Regions from separate parts of the Mus musculus genome. Here region 2 is linked to region 1. The links are chromatin loops, found by intact Hi-C in ENCODE. Cell type or tissue: left cerebral cortex. All regions are shown on one strand.

Region 1 (5,000 bases):
TTGACAGAGGCATCCGGTGTCCTGCTAGATGGGCAGAACCTCAGACTTGACAGCTAGGTTGTGACTTGGCTTGGAAGTCTAGGAAGTGCCCCATGTTGTTGAGGGGGCACCCCAACACATAGAGCAGAGGGGCTAAGGGGGTGGGAGTGGTGTGTGCCACTGGCTCTAGAGGCCCTATGGGTTTGGGGATTTCTGGGGAACATACCACTCCTTGAGACTTTCCACGTGGTGAGATTTAGGTACAAAGGACAAACCTTATGTGCACGACAGTTCCTCAGCATTCGGACCTATGGCAGGGGGCAGTGTGTAAGAACAAGTAACACCTGAGAACTAGTCACTAGATGGTTGTCCGATGGGTTTTAATGAATGGCCAATCTTTACACTTGCACAGGGGCCTATGTACAGTCCAAGTCACTGGAAAGCAAGCACTGTGTTGGTGACAGTTGACTTGATACCAGCTGGCCACTGAGTGACCACTGATTCATGTATAGTGTCAGAGGGTGAGCCATGTCCTGGCTCACAACAAGCTGCTCAGTTCTGAGGTTTTCCATGTAATGTTATCAGTCTACAATGGATTATAGGTAAACTATAGACCAGGAGGGACAACTGCCTTCACCTGCTAAGCTTGACACTCCTGGGCCATTTAATAACCTCTGCAGGGTGCTCACCCCGCGGGCACTCAGGCCTGAGCCCCTCCCTAACCCTCAGTCTTGCCCCCTGCCCATCTTAGGGAGAGCCAGGCTGGAGCGCAGATTCCTGGTGTGTGTAGCCAGGCTCCTCATGCAGTTGTCGCTGTATTTGTGGGCTTAGGGAGTGCCTGGCCATGGATCACCAGTTTTCTCCTCCACCAGGTCAAACATCAAGCCAGATAAGGCCAATGCCAACCATCATAGCTTCCAGATGTACACATTCGACAAGACTACCAACTGCAAAGCCTGCAAGATGTTTCTCAGGTAGGTGTCTTCTGTCTGTCCAACCCTGGGCTCCAGAATCCACTGTGTAGCTGCCCTGTGACACCGTGGCACCTGACCACCCCACCTTGGTGCCATGTAATGTCTCAAAGAACCAGGATGATAACTACGGGGGTCAGCAGCCATGGCTATTGGAGGGTCGGGTCCCCTGCTGGGGACCATGGAGTGAGGGGCCAGGCCAGGGTGGTCAGATGCTCCGGGATGGACTGTCAGCCATCGTGATGACTGGCTGAGCATGCAGGGAGCTGTGCCCCACCTCACCCCAACCCTCCCACACACAGGGGTACCTTCTACCAGGGATACCTGTGTACCAGATGTGGCGTCGGGGCACACAAGGAATGCCTGGAGGTGATCCCCCCCTGCAAGATGAGTGAGTACTCGGCAGTGTGTGGAGATGGGCCCCGCTGCTGCTCCTCATCGTGAGGACCACTTGTTCATGTCTGCCTTTTAATCCAAGGGACACACCTGAGAGGCACTGAGGCCAAGGGAAGGGATGATCAAAAGCTATAGCTGTAACTCCTCACCAAAGTTCTTGTGACTTTTCCGTCCGTCTCCTCCATCTCTGCCCCACACCCACACCCTGGTCCCAGGGTGTTCTCAGCAGGAATGCAGGCTTCTGTCATAAGTGGCCCCGCTCCTGGCTCTGGCACTATGTGCTTGTTCTCATGTCATTTTTCAGATGAGGTGGCTTGAGGCCGAGCCTCGCTGGTGCCAGGCACAGGAACTCGACCGCGGAGGCTAGGAGTGTGTGATTTGGGAATGCGTTTGGAGTTTTGTAAATGGTGTTCCATCTCATAGTGACTAGTGCTCGCCAAAAGCCGATGACAGTTCTGAGAGGTGTCAGGGCCTCACAGCTCTGTATAAGTAGTAGATCCTGCTGAGTGCCAGGATCCATTCTCTGTGCTTCAAATGGGAGGTCCCTGTCCTTGCCACCACTGGGGACATACTGCACTAACACAGGAACCACCAACCAGAGGCCAGCTCACTCTGAGTCCCCGGGGCTGAGCTGTGACAGAATTTCTTCTAGCAGGACAGCTTTGTATCAGCCCTCTGTGCAGTATGGATCAGTCCTCCCGTGCTTGACAGAGTCCTGGGATCATTATCTGGCTATTGAGCATACACCCTGTCACCTTGGTCTCTCTGGTCCAGATCAGCCCCAGAAATTGGGTCTTGACAGTAGCTTTGATTTGGTCAATGTCGCCCTCTTGTGGCCATGAGCCCCTCATGCACGGCAACTGCCATAGTTGCTTCCTACTTTTTTCGATTCTAAAAGTTAACAAACTTAGTTATTAATATAGAATTAAAAGAATTAAGGCAGAAAGTAAACAAAAGGATATAGGATTGGGCATGGTGGCACACACCTTTAATTCCAGCACTCAGAAGGCAGAGGCACACACAACTCGTGGTTGAAGCCAACCAAGGCTATAAAGCAAGACTCTGTCTCAACAGAGGAGAAGCAGTGTGGTCAATGAGCTTGTTTAGACATAAAAGCATGGTGGGTGAGTGTGTGTAACTTAGTAGGCAGAGTACCTTCAGGAGGTGGAGGCAGGAGGATCGGGGTCAAAAACATCCTTGGTTATAGAGTGAGCTTGAGGCCAGCCTAGGCTCTGTGAGACGCTGTCTCAGGATGCACAAACAAAGCCACAGAAGTAACTGAAGACAATGTTTAGGCATATTTTAGGTTTTCTTTTTGTTCTTTTTCTTTCTTTTTAGAAAATACATTTTCAGAGTTACTCCCTCCTCTTTTTTTTTTTTTTTTTTCCTTTTCTTTATTCGAGACAGGGTTTCTCTGTGTAGCCCTGGCTGTCCTGGAACTCACTTTGTAGATCAGGCTGGCCTCGAACTCAGAAATCCGCCTGCCTCTGCCTCCCGAGTGCTGGGATTAAAGGCGTGCGCCACCACACCCGGCCTTCCCTCTGCCCCTATCTTAATGATTAAGATACTTATTACCTGTAGAAGAAGTTTGAAATGTAGAGAAGGAAAAGAAGGTGGAGGGACGAGTCAGAGTTCCTTTAGGCACCAACAGGCACGTTGGGCATTTCCTTCTTATATCAGTGGGGTCATTGATCATTACAGTGGTCATTACAACCCCTGGCTGGCTCTAGACATCGTCCCAGTGTCTAGACACACACACACACACACACACACACACACACACACACACACACACACACATGCTAGGATGTAACCCATGGCTCCATCGGTCCTCTGGTAGGGAATGCTGTTGCTCTCCAAGCTATGTTCCCTCTGATCTGCTCTAAGGCTAAGCGTTGGTTAGTTTTCCCCTGTGAACTGCAGCAATACCACAACTAAAGTAGATGGACTGTGTGGCCCCCATGGGAGCCCAGATGCCCCTAGGGAGATACCAGCCCCTCCTGAGAGCCTTTCCATGGAGAGTCCTTCTCTGGGCAGAGCAAAAGCTGTGTTGCCATCCTGTGGAACATTGCTACCCACCATCATGTGTGAAAGAGTTTGTAAAAAACTCAGATGTTCCCAGAGCAGTCTTCAGCCACAATAGTTGGGGTTATTGAGATCCCCCAGTCATACACTGTAGCTGTAATGACCCTTGTTTTGACCCATGCTGAGGAGGAAGGACCACCTACCAATGACTGGGGTATGTCTTCCCTCCCACATGATAGCTGAGTGACTAGTGTCCTTGGGTGTGTGGGACTGTCTTAGAGGATGATAGCAAAGGGGACCTGTACATCCACCTCTGTATCGCCTACCTGTGGCAGGTATCACCAACAAGGTATGGAAATTGTCCTGTGAGCCCCAGGCACCATCAGGTGACTCTGGCAGTTGTCACCATTCAGAGTTGGCCTGTGTAGAGAAGCCCAGGCTTTCTCATGTACGACTTCCGGTCTGCGAGCTCCCCATGGCTCCTTAGAGCCGGAAGTCAGAATATGCTGTCAAGGTAACTTTCATAGGTACGAGGCTGGGTCTATATGTGTCTATGATCAGCCTCTGAAGGTCAGCCAGCCCTCCAGTCGGGGGAATGCATACTGTGAAGGCCATCTCTCTGTCAAGGCTTCTACTTTGACCCCTGATCTGCTTCCTTTACAGGTTCACCTGCAGATGTGGTGAGTGCTCCCAGCTCTTCCTATTGCTTAGGACTCTGGCAGCTTAGAAACATAGGAAACGTAGGACTCTGTGCAAGCTCCCCTGGTGGCTCAGTAGCTGGCGTGTGTCTTAGCAGCTCACCCACTCTATCTCCCTAGTGCTCTCCAACTGCAGCTGCACCTCCGTGGTACAGCATGCCCATGGGCATGTAATCACTGAAGTCATTACAGGACGTAAGCCATGTCTCCTGAAAGCTGTTGATCCAGCCCTGTTATCCAGCCTTGAATGGATGCTCACTGAGCCCCACAAGGGCATGGAGATGCCGCTGCCATACAGCACTTAGTCGTGCCGACCAAGGCGTGTCCAGAACAGAGGCTGGGAGATGGTCAGGGAGGCGTCCTTGGGGAGGTGGGAATTGGGGTTGTAGAGTGGGGTTGAGGAGCCCAGGGTTGGGTATGACAGATGTTAGGAGAGGGAAATAGCGTTGCAGTTATCTACTGGAGGCATGGCCTGACACTCATGTCATAGGGCGGTACTGATGTGGGGCCCAGAAGTGCAACACCTTCCCTAACATCTGTCCTTGTTCTCACAGGATGCTCCTGGAGCAGGACCAGGTGAGTATGTCGGACTCAGCCACGTCTGCAGTCTGTATCCTCCCAGCAAGCTGGGTCTGCGCCTCTTTGGCTGCCTCCCAAGGTTGATTTAGAGCCCACTTTCAGAGAACCAAGTGCTTTCCATCCACAGTTCGTAGAGGTGCCGAGCTAAGCACCAAGCCTGAATGATCAAGAAGCCCAGGGGTTACTGCCATTCTTCTGTGCCCCTGGATGCTGCCCAGGCTGTTTAAACATTCTGGATGAAACCTGAGCTTCCTCAGAGGAAACTCAACCCCCACCCAGATGCTACCACTGTTGGGCTATAGTGACCTGGACCAGGCCTGGCAAGACAGTTCCATGATCTTTTGGAACATTT
Region 2 (5,000 bases), 470 kb before region 1:
AATGAAGAAACCAATTCACTGGAACAACGTATAAAAGTACGCAGGAGAGTACAGGACGTTCTCTTGATCAGGGGCAGGATGGGTGACTGTGACAAACAGGTGACCACTGAGGTGATGACAGTGGTCATCCACAGCAATAGACAGTCACACTCAGAGACACACTGGGCAAAGGTGAAGGCACCCAATGTCCCATGCTCTCCATCCTTGCCTCTGCCAAGAAGCACTCCGACCTCACACAGCCCATAGCTTGGTCCCCTTCCTCCATGATGCCACAGGCCTTGGGACTGCCCACCCTGCTTCACACCCCAGACAAGAGCCCCCATATAGCTGTGAGCAGCCTGGCTCTCATGGAAGGAAAAGAACTAGTGGGGTGGGCAGGCTGACCTCTGGGAAGCAGGTCCAGTGCAGAGCCTCAGGTGGGAGCAACAGAGTGAGCGTGCCTTCTCCTCCCACCCACCTCTAACAGCTCCTGTGAACCTACTCTATTCTGTTCCTGCCTGGACAGCCAACATGCCCCTCTCTCCATTCTGGGTTCCTGCAGCAGGCGAGGTGGAGACCTGGATGACCTCCTCTCCAGACCAGTGCCCCAGGAGGGCGCCTTTCAGAGAGCCCAAGGGTGTGTGTGGCCCAAGGGATCTTCCTGGTGCTGCTATCTCAGGACCTTGGTCAGAGCTCTCCTAACCCTTGAGTTCCCAGATGGTAGAGCACACAGCTCAGCAGCATCAGGAGCTCACGAGCAGGGCAGCACCAGCCTCCTGCTCTACAATCAGACCTACCTCCTGGCCTACAACCTCCTTGAATGGCTTACAGAGTAAATCACAGGGCCAACAGGAGGGCTGAAGTGGGGAGGGCTGAAGGGGGGAGGGCTTCATAGCTCCCAGCAGCCACCTCCCAGGGAGGAGACTTCTCTCCCTGCCCATCTCCCCTCAGTCCTCCCAGGATCCCACTGGGCTCCCTTTCTTGCCACAGCTCTGCATCGATTCTGAGTGACATTTTTAATCCCCTGGCTACCGCTCCTTGCTGGGCCCACCAATACCATTGCGCTGGGGTTCTCCCACGTTGGGGGCCAAGCTCCCCAAACCCAATGACCTGGTTGTAGCAGAGACTTTCTACCTGTGAACAAGCCAAGGATGGGAGGCTGATCTGACGCCTGCAGAACACCAGCTGGGCTGAGGAACTGGGCAGAGGCTGGTGTTTTGCAAGCTTGGCTCTTTTGGAAAATCTGACAGCAGGTTGGGGCTGGTGTAGAGTTGAATGCCATGGGCAGATGGTGCCCAGTCTATGGGGGCTGCAAAAGGCTGCCAGACTCCATCCCTTCCCAGCTGGGCTTCTACAGGCCCTCCATGTGGCTGCCAGTGCATCTGTGTTAGGGTCACTCCACAAGTCACTGAGGGCTCTGGCCACTCAGCCCACCAATATTAAGCAGCCCCACTGAGAGACACCTGAACAGACCAATTGTAGCCAGGGTCAGGCAGCCACCCTATCCCAAAGCCAGATGACAAAACTCTTCTTCCACCTCAGGCTAGGACAATGTCAACTCAACAGCCTCACCTTCCCAGATGGGAAAAACAGACTCTGAGGGCCAAGTGCCACAGCAAACGGCAGGCTCTGGAATGAGCGGTATACCTTGAGCAGATGTGGTACTTTGGGCAATTCCTCTAGCATCTCTGTGTCCCACTTCCTGTAAAATGTCAATGCAGAGTCTGCCCTTCAGGGGACCCTGAAAGAAGTACCTGAGCAGGCTGGGCCCCACCCTGCTGGCCCAGTTTCATTCCCCAGTAAGGGACTTCCTTGCTCACAGAGACAGCCTTGGGATATGGGAAGCCCAGAAGGAGGCAACCCAGAAGGCAGGCCCTCACCGCAGCCAGTTATCCCTGAGAGCTTGGCCATGGGCGGGTGAGGGGCTCCTCACACCTGCCTCCCATGCGGGGGCAGCTGAGAATTAATTAGCAAATGTTTTGTGAAGCACTTTGAAGCCTCCAAAGGCCCCAGCAGCTCAGGGCGGCATCGTTATAAATATTATCGTTTTATTTATAGACAGCGGAGGGGGCAGAGGGAGTAGGGGATTTATGTTTTGCCAGCTCAATCACCTTTTAGACACACTCATGTTTGACTTATGCTCCACTGGCGCCCGGAAGCCTCGGGCGGGAGGCGTCTGTAAATACAGAGCCTCGTTATCCTTCCAAGCCCGCGCAGGCCTTGCGGGGGAGGTGGCTGCCGCAGACTGAGATTCCCTCAGCCTGCTGGTGGTGCCTGAAGCCTGTGGTTCAGCCCTCCCAAGATCCAGATGCAGGCTGAGCAGGAGATGACCCTCCTCCAGCACACCTGGCTCCCACTTAGGACACACAGTCAAAAGTGGAGTGTTTGGGGTACTGCTCAGCCACTGGGCACAAGCAGAACTGAGGGACCTGAACAGGATATAGAGGCAAATGGCTATCCCAGATCCTAATGCTTCCCAAGTTTGGGGCTCTGCCAGAAACTGTGGCCTTCCTCTGTCCCCTTAAAAGCCCAGAGCTGGGCCTTGGAATAGGCAGGACCAGGTTCTATCAACACTGGCCTTATTGCCCCTTCTGAATACCCAGGCAGTGTTGGACGGCTTCTTCCCAAGGTCCCAAGCTCAGGGTATGATATTCCCTCCCTCAAGGACAAGTCTGGGGCAAGTCCCAAGAAGAGTGAAGACACAGACAGGCATGCATCATGCACAAACAACACAAAAATACACAGTGGTCACCATGCTCCAACCTCACTACCAGCTGAGCTTGAGCTGTCTTCTGCTCTGTCCCACAAACTGTTTACTGAAGCCCCATGTTCAGATGGAGACACCAGGCCCAGAGAGGTAAAGACCTAAGCCCAGAGAAACAACTAAGGTAGGGCCATTTCCCTATAGCAGAAATGGTGGGTACACCCCTGTCTCTGTCTGTCTGTCTCTGTCTCTGTCTCTCTCTCTCTCTCTCACACACACACACACACACACACACACACACACACACACACACACACACGAAACTGCCATTTCCGCACCCAAGTGCTCCAGAGCCAGAGAACAGGGTGCAGGAAGCTAAGAGAGTCAGGAAGGAAATGCAAAGAGGCCTCAGGGGAAGGGAGCTGAGGATGGGGTGTGTAGTGTGCAGCCTCTCCAGCCTGCAGATCATCACACTTGCAGGGCCCCCAGCCCTACCACCACCTGCCCCAGCCAACAGGTCCAGGCCCAGCCTGAGAAGGGCACTGCCTACCCCCAGCTGGGGAATGCTGCCAAACAAGTCCCCGTGGCTGCTTGCACACGCAGGCCCCTGCTATTGCCCAACATAGATGCTATCAGCCTGCAGTATCCTTCATCAGCCTGAAGACAGGGTGCCTTTCCCAGGGCAGGGCCACCCCACAGGGAGACACAGCCTTCTTGTGGTCAGTTCCCTCCTCACAGCACCTCTACACCCGTCTCGGTTCCCTGGGTTATGTGTGACCAAGCCTGGAAGACAGAGATCATTAGATTCCAGCTCCAAGGCTTAATGACTGCTGCTCACCGGGGCTGGGTACCTGGGGGCTGAGCTAGCACGGGAGCCGACGGTGCACGTCCTGCGTTCTCTGGGCCAAAGGCCCTGTGTTGGCAACCGGCCTCACAACTTCTCCAAAGGCTGTCAGACTATTCAACTCTTACAGCCAACAGCCCCACCCACTACTCATAGAACTCTCCTAGTGGTTAGCCCAGGAGAACAGAAGGAATCAAATATTAATTCAGTCTGGGACTGGTCCAGATCCCAGGGTGGGGTGGGGGCAGTGTCCAATACCTAAAAGCAAGTAGAAGTAGGGACCAGCTCTTGGGAATCCTCAAAGACCCCTGCACAGTGGGCTCCCAGGATACTCTAGGGCCAACCATCTCAAGAGCAGGGCTGTGGACTACGGCCACAGGCATTGGGAAATAGGATAGGTCTCAGGTAGGCAAGAAAAAGTCCCTTCCCCCAGCCAAGGACCAGACATGGAATGGCAGTGCCCACCGGGCCTAAGGACCTCCAGACATCTTAGAGCTGCCACACAGATATACGTGCAGCCCAAGGGGCCAAGTTGCATGGCTTCTTTGTTTAGGGCAAGACAGAGCTTCACAGGGCTTATACTGAATACTCAAAAATCCAGCTGGAACAAAGAGGCACGGGGGTGCATCTCTCCAGTGGAATGGGTAAAGCATTTCTCAGGTGTCACACAGTGTAGCCCAAGGAACAGAGCGGGCTGCAGTGGAGTTCTCTTTTCTGCACCCCACTTCTACTTCTGTGCAAGACAGGTAGCGTTAGGCAAAGGCATGGGGGGACAAGGACTGGAGAGGGGGTGCTCAGTGCCCCACCCACAGGAAGTACATAGTAAGACCTAGACGACTCCAGACTCCCTACCTCAAGATTTACTGTTCCATTGGGATTAGGGGACATCATGTACAATGCCCACACCTCTGGAAGCTCAGGCAGCTGTAATCTGAATGCCAGCACCCAAGGTTAACCACTGGAGCAATGGTAGAAGGGTCATGTTAGAGCTAGAGAGTCCCTCTCTGGGGTCAGAACTCTAGTGCCCGCCACATGCCAGGTGTGCTAGTAGCCTTGGCTTTCACAGACACTACTCCCTTCTGCTGGCACACAGTACCTAATCTGTCCATGCTCAGGCGTCAGTCTGAACATATCTCTACATGGAGCCATGCTCACCACCCAACACTGGGTCAGGTACCAGCTCCCAAGCTCATGCTGACCAAAGCCAGGGACTACCTGTTTATCTGGTGGTCCATTTCAGGAGATGGGAGCTCATACCCAGAGATCATTAACAGTGCCCATCACCAGGAATAGCACTGAGAAAGAGTGCACTCAGGGCTGAGCTCAGCTCCTGAGAGGCTCATACAGCCTCAGGTCCACCTTCTGGCCGAGGCCCACCCCAGATCTACCACTCAAGGACCTGTCCTCCAGAGGGTATGCTGTATCAGCTACTCCCAGCAAGTGCTCCCTTGAGGGCATGTCCCCAAGGACAGA

Evidence for each region. Peaks named below come from ENCODE experiments on the same cell type or tissue, not always from the same donor. Only the 100,000 strongest peaks of a DNase experiment are listed, where the experiment ranks them.
Region 2: a loop joins it to region 1, with 3.0 times the contacts of the local background. A loop is called at or near these places in 3 of 42 quality-filtered maps.

Annotation. Positions count from the first base shown.
Region 1 is chr2:27,278,242-27,283,241 of GRCm38, reverse strand. It overlaps Vav2 (vav 2 oncogene), which reads left to right. Exons shown (of 28, transcript NM_009500.2): 16 at 852-953; 17 at 1,253-1,341; 18 at 4,035-4,051; 19 at 4,624-4,645. Among named protein-coding and RNA genes, the nearest start is that of Sardh, 33 kb to the right of the region's middle. In left cerebral cortex, CTCF peaks have their summits at 2,184 (motif pointing left) and 4,142; DNase peaks (open chromatin) are centred at 2,165 and 4,166.
Region 2 is chr2:27,743,310-27,748,309 of GRCm38, reverse strand. All of the region lies in intron 4 of Rxra (retinoid X receptor alpha), which reads right to left. Among named protein-coding and RNA genes, the nearest start is that of Rxra, 69 kb to the right of the region's middle. In left cerebral cortex, a CTCF peak has its summit at 2,268; DNase peaks (open chromatin) are centred at 1,238 and 2,187; H3K27ac peaks cover 1,248 bases.